Linked DNA regions of Mus musculus: region 2 is linked to region 1. A link is a contact called in ENCODE Hi-C or POLR2A ChIA-PET data. All regions are on one chromosome and are shown on one strand. Each heading gives the region's core, a stretch centred on a gene start or an enhancer-like site at or near the end of the contact. The rest is flanking DNA. Distances are from core to core; before and after follow the strand shown.

Region 1 (3,044 bases), core at 299-2,798:
CAGGCTGTGTTACCTGCCTGTGGTGTGACTCAGGCCTAAAGATGGCAGGACAAGGCACCAGAGCATGGCCGCTCACTCTCCAGTCATGGCGTCTGCACTAATGGACTTAAATCCTCTAAGCTTTCAGCCCTTCTCAGGCCTCCAGCCCAAGGAGAGAACAGTATTTTCTCAGCTATGGCCAGCATAATGGAAAACACACAGTGCAAGCTCCTGAAAAGAAGAAACTGCTGCTTGGGACTCAAGCATGAGGGGCAGAGAACTTATCACCGAAGGATTGTCTTGGAGTGGGCCAAGGAGGCAGCAAATGACCAAGGGACTCCACTGTACTTTTGTCTGAATTTGTGGTGCTGGGGCTTTAAGCATTCTAGGGAAGTGCTCTGTCACAACCCTGCTCCCCATTTCTCCTTTTTTGGCACAACAGCTGGGCACTTTCCAGACCCCTTCTCATGTTCAGCAAAATAAGCATTTCTATAAGATCAGGTTTCTGTAATATTTGAATTCCCCTAAGCCCTAGCACTATCCACGCCGATGGACAGCGGAGGGTGAGAAACAGGTGAATACGAGCCCTTTTATGTACTTCCTGGTAAAACACAACAAACCTGCATGGATAAAGATCATGTTATTACCAGTGCTCAACCCACTCTAGTCGGAAGAGAGCCTGACTGCTCTGAAGAAGATGCGATCACTCCTATGGAAGGAATTCATCGCTCCCAGCTCCTTAGTTTGCAACTAGGGACATTCTGTTTGAATTGAGGTCAAATCCACAGACACGTTTTATATTGCTCAAACGTCAAAAAACGTTTCAGAGTTGCCTCTTCTCACCAGGAGGGCTTCTGCGGCACCAAAAGCTGAGCGGCTGCTCAGTAGTTATTGTACCTAGCTCTTAAATCGCCTAGCTCTTAAACAGCCTTCAGCAGCGACACTAAGGGGTATCCCTTAAATGGAGACCCATACTTCTGTTCTCAACGAGCGGACTTCTTAATAAAGATGGTTCATAGACTTTCAATCACGATTGTTCCAAAGTTCCCGGCTAGCTGAATTCAGGCTGGCCAGCTCCGGGGCTTTGGCAACCCACTGTCGCCACATCAGACGTTAAGAGGAAAAGCCGACTTAAAAACTAAAGTCGCAACCCCAAAACTGGAGTCGGACTCTGGCCAGGAGGGAGCAGGTGCCAGCCCTCTGCCTCGATCCCGGGCCACGAACCCCTCCAGCGCCAGATGCCTATTCCAAGGCCCTCAACACGCCCGGCCCCGCTTCTCGCCCGCCCGGCGGCGCTCAGCACCTGCGCCTGGAAACAGCAAGGGCTCGCCCAACCGACGTCCGGCCTCCAGCACCCGGCCGCGCCGCGTCAGTACCTAGACACACTTACCCAGACCACGGCGCGCGCAGGTGGCTCCCAGCGCTGACAGGCTCCGGAGACACAGCGACCCGCGACCCAGCACCATGACCCACGGGGTGCACAGCCGGGTCGCGGAGTCCGCAACACCAGCGTCGTGGGCATCAACACTGGCGTTGGCGACTGCAACCAATCAGTGTCGTCCTCCTACTGCTCCCAACCAACCAACTCCTGCTCTTTACCAAAATGCCACGCCCTCAATCCATCAGTGACCGCCCATAGAGTTCACAGCCAACCAGTGCCTGTCTCGCACCGCCGCGCCGCCCCTAGCCAATCAGTAGTAGCTCCTGCCCCCCCCCCCCAAAATGTTCCCTAGCTGCCCTAGCAGCCTTGGCCTGTAGACTCGGTCTGCAAGTGGGTGTTGGAGGAGGCTGAGCGTGAGCCTCCTCGTCTCTCTGGGGCAGTCGCCTGCACGCAGAGACCTTTCGCTGACCTCAGCGTCCCGCTGCTGCGCAAGGAAGGGCGGGGCCGCTCCGACCTGGACAGCGTCCGAAGCCAGTCCTCTGGAGGCCGCCGTAGTCCGGGGGAGTCGGTGGTCACATGACCCAAAGCTGTACTATGGCTTCCACCAAACCGCTGTCTCGTTTCTGGGAGTGGGGCAAGAATATCGTCTGCGTGGGGAGGAACTATGCAGATCACGTCAAAGAGATGCGCAGCACCGTGCTGAGTGAGCCTGTGCTTTTCCTGAAGCCGTCCACCGCGTACGCTCCCGAGGGCTCACCGGTGTTAATGCCCGCTTACTGCCGCAACCTCCACCACGAGGTGGAGTTGGGAGTGCTTCTGGGCAAGCGTGGTGAAGCGATCCCGGAGGCTGCAGCCATGGACTACGTGGCCGGCTATGCCCTGTGCCTGGACATGACTGCCAGAGATGTGCAGGAGGAGTGCAAGAAGAAGGGGCTGCCGTGGACCCTGGCTAAGAGCTTTACGTCCTCCTGCCCGGTCAGTGCCTTCGTGCCCAAGGAGAAGATTCCTGACCCTCATGCCCTAAGACTGTGGCTCAAGGTCAACGGAGAGCTCAGGCAGGAGGGCAAAACATCATCTATGATCTTTTCCATCCCCTACATCATCAGCTATGTTTCTAAGATAATAACCTTGGAAGAAGGAGATCTTATCTTGACCGGGACTCCAAAGGGAGTTGGGCCAATTAAAGAAAACGATGAGATCGAGGCCGGCATAGATGGGGTGGTTAGTATGAGGTTCAAGGTGAAAAGATCAGAATACTGAGAGTAGAGTGCCAAAGGGGAAGGGAGACAGAAGCAAGGGAAATAAATGACACTAATAATGAAAATCTAAAAATTATGCTAGACATGTCAAAAAAGATGAATCCTTAAAAAATAACGTGATCTAAAAGACCTGGGACTGAAATAGAAACAGGAACAACGAAGCTAAAGGATATAGAATGCTTCCCAAGAGGGCAATGTTAAACTAAACTTTGAGAAGTTGTAGTTTTCTTTTCTAAAACTGAACTGAATAGACTTTTCAATAAATCATTCTGAAGTCTATACCTCCAGACTTAAAAGTGCAAAGGAAGTAACTCATTAATGCTGTTGGCCTTTAGGAAAGCTGTTTGTACAGAGCACTCCAGTTGATTTTTACTTGGGAAAGTCCTCCACCTCAAAGCCAGATAAGAATTTTGTTAAGTGAGCTC
Region 2 (3,044 bases), core at 234-2,733, 86 kb before region 1:
GGGTGTTCACCGTGGAAGAATGCTCTGACATAGTTTTAAGCCAATAGGAAAGTCTTTATTAGCTGGCTGGTGAGTACACTGGGTGTTTAGGATCTCAAACAAGAAAGGCCTTGAGCCTTTCTCAGGATGAGCTTTTAAGGGCAAAGCCATGTTCTGGGTTGGCATGCTTCAGTTAACAAGAACAGTTAGTCAGAGGCAGAACTACAGAAGCCAAAAAGCAAAGTTAGGAATTTAGAGACTTTCTCAGAACTATCCACACTGAGGGATTGGGTCTGTTTTCATTCTTTTGGCAGGTGGTGCTATCTACATGCCGAGTTTTACAGCCTGAATTGGACTTCCATCATGGAGTGAGTTGTGCTAAGGTCTGAGGCATGTTACAAAACAATCTCTTAGAGTAGGTATTTATCTATGTGTTTGGAAAGATGAGGGAAGTATAGCCCCAGGTAATGGTGTATACTGAATGGCAGAAGCCAGGCATACCAAGTTCCAGGTCAGCCAGTGCTACACAGTAAGACTTTGCATATGAAATTGTGAGGAATGTTTTAAGTGCTCTGGACTTCAGCTACAAGAAGGACTGTGTTGGTTAAGAGTAAGATCTGGTGGCTTGCAGTTGAGAGTACTTGCTCTTAGAGGGGAGGACCTCTGTTCAGTTCTGGCCATCCATATGGCTGCTCACAACTGACCTTCTTAACTCCAATTCAGATGCCCTCTTCTGGCCTTCACAGACACCAGGAATGTGTGTGATGCACAAGTCTACATACAACCAAACACATACACATAAAATAACAAGTAACTTTTTTTTTTAAGAGGATGTGAATCTGAGCTGCCTTGGAAGGCTTTGGGGACCGGGAAAACCACGTAAGCAAGAAAGTAGTTCAAGGGCAGGAAAGATGGCTCAGTGGTTAAGAGCACTGGTTGTTCCAGAAGACCTAGGTTCAATTCCCAGCAACCACATGTTGGGTCACAACCATCTACAATGGGTTCTGATGCCCTCTTCTGGTGTGTCTGAAGAGAGCAACGGTGAATACATTAAATAAATTTAAAAAAAAAAAAAAAGAAAGAGGAAAAAAAAGCAAGTAGTTCAAAGTCAGGTTCATGGTGTCCCCAGCAAATGAACACATATAGATCGACTCGCTTTATATTTCTGTCTCAAAAGTACCGCCACACATAAGGATTTTAGAACCTGGTGTCCTGTGCAAAATGAAGCACTGCATGGAACTAAGCAACCAGCAGAGCGGGAAACAACCAGAAACAGGGCAAGCGACACATGTCGCGTGAACGTTGAGGGTGGCCAGAGTATGTATGACAAAGGTCTGAAGACAAACAGGACAGAGATAGAGAAGCATCCAGGTCACTCCAATCAGACTGAGCTACGTCCTCAAGAGCCACCAGCAACGCAGCCGGAAACGTTCCTTTAGCGTCAAGGCGCTCGGGGCGGAACTGGATGGGGCTCCACCCCCGCAGCCAGGCGGGACTTCCGGCAAGGGAGTGACGGGCGCGGCCTGGGCGGCGGCACGTCCTAAGGTAGCGGCTGCCTGAGGTGACAGCGGCCCGTGGATTCGGGCCCCGGAACGAGCCGCGCTGGCGGCGGCGGCGGTAGCCGCGATGATGGAGATCCAGATGGACGAGGGAGGAGGAGTGGTGGTGTACCAAGACGACTACTGCTCGGGCTCGGTCATGTCGGAGCGTGTGTCGGGCCTGGCGGGCTCCATCTACCGCGAGTTCGAGCGCCTCATTCACTGCTATGACGAGGAGGTGGTCAAGGAGCTCATGCCGCTGGTGGTGAACGTGCTGGAGAACCTTGACTCGGTGCTGAGCGAGAACCAGGAGCACGAGGTGGAGCTGGAGCTCCTACGCGAGGACAACGAGCAGCTGCTCACGCAATACGAGCGCGAGAAGGCGCTGCGCAAACAGGCCGAGGAGGTGCGTGGGCCCCGGCCGCCGCGGAGAGGGACGGTGAGGGACGGTGTGGGTAGCGTGGAGCAGCCAGCTCGGCTCAGCCGGCAGTATGCTGCTGATGCTGATGCTGATGCCGATGCTGCTGGGAGTGCCACTTTCTCCATCCAATTGGGACCTAGAGCACAGCCTGTGCAGAGTCCGGGAGACATGGGCCCCCATTCCTGCTGTCCTCTGACCTTGGCTGCCGCCTGCTGGCTCTGGGTTTTATTCCTTCCCGTCTTTGGAGCAAGTTGCCCTAGAATCACAAAGCCCAGAATTCTACAATTCTAGAAATAAATGCTCTTCGGTTTATGATGGGAAGTGCCTTCTTATATGAGGTTAAATTCCATTTAAGTGAAGTTGACTTGACACAGTCTTAGAGACTACTATTGAAATTAAGAGTCGATCTTGATATTTTGGCTTCTTATTAAGTTAGTGGCCCTGCATCACAGCTAGGATAAAAGCTTTGCTTATCTTGAATCATTCATACTTTCCATGGTTTGCCTTTTGATTGTCAAGATTTTGCTGTGAATGCATGGGCACCACATAACTGGCTTAATCAAGTTCTCTACATATGGGGGGATTCAAAAGCCTCAAAGGATGTGAGGAGGGCTTGGGTGACCTCAGAAACAGGGAACTGGCTCCAGAAACTGTCTGGGCTAGATCAAGGTCACACACTGACCACAGACAAAAGGACAGGCCAAGTAACAGGGTAGACCTTGGCAACAGCTTAAGCCTTACCTTCTGGGTTCATATTGCTGCCTAGTGGGGCAGTACCCTAGAAGTCTGCAGTGTTTGGTCCTTCTAGACCTGCCCTGGAGTTGTCTTGTGCCTGATACCACTCTCCATAGCCCTGACTCTCTGGGGACTTTTGATACATTGGCAAAGGACTTGGGTATTATTTCTTCCCCTTGCCTCCATACTTACATAGTCAAGATCACTAATGTGGAGAAAAAGAAGAAAATGAAGGTGTACTGTGGTAAGGCAAAGTTACATCCTTGTAAAATGGTTTCTGCTTGAGTGTTGACACTGTCCCCCGGGGAGGATGCCTCTGCCTTCCAGCTTAATAACAAGCTGGACGGAGCAGTGAGTGTACGTGGGGCTTA

What was found. A loop is a pair of places that touch in the nucleus more often than their neighbours do. ChIA-PET counts read pairs that join two places held with the same protein, here RNA polymerase II (POLR2A).
Region 2: a map of heart shows a loop between it and region 1 (2.0-fold over the local background). The contact joins the promoter of Mapk8ip3 here to the promoter of Hagh in region 1. A Hi-C loop is called at or near these places in 1 of 37 maps with a recorded cell type or tissue (heart). POLR2A ChIA-PET finds 5 or more read pairs at or near these places in 2 of 5 experiments (Patski and embryonic stem cell).

The regions. Positions count from the first base shown.
Region 1 is chr17:24,848,994-24,852,037 of GRCm38, reverse strand. It overlaps Hagh (hydroxyacyl glutathione hydrolase), which reads right to left and starts at 1,548. Exons shown (of 9, transcript NM_024284.2): 1 at 1,370-1,548. The coding sequence starts at 1,445. It overlaps Fahd1 (fumarylacetoacetate hydrolase domain containing 1), which reads left to right and starts at 1,736. Exons shown (of 1, transcript NM_023480.3): 1 at 1,736-3,044. The coding sequence starts at 1,937. The coding sequence ends at 2,620.
Region 2 is chr17:24,935,416-24,938,459 of GRCm38, reverse strand. Mapk8ip3 (mitogen-activated protein kinase 8 interacting protein 3) reads left to right here and starts at 1,483. Exons shown (of 33, transcript NM_001163449.1): 1 at 1,483-1,923. The coding sequence starts at 1,606.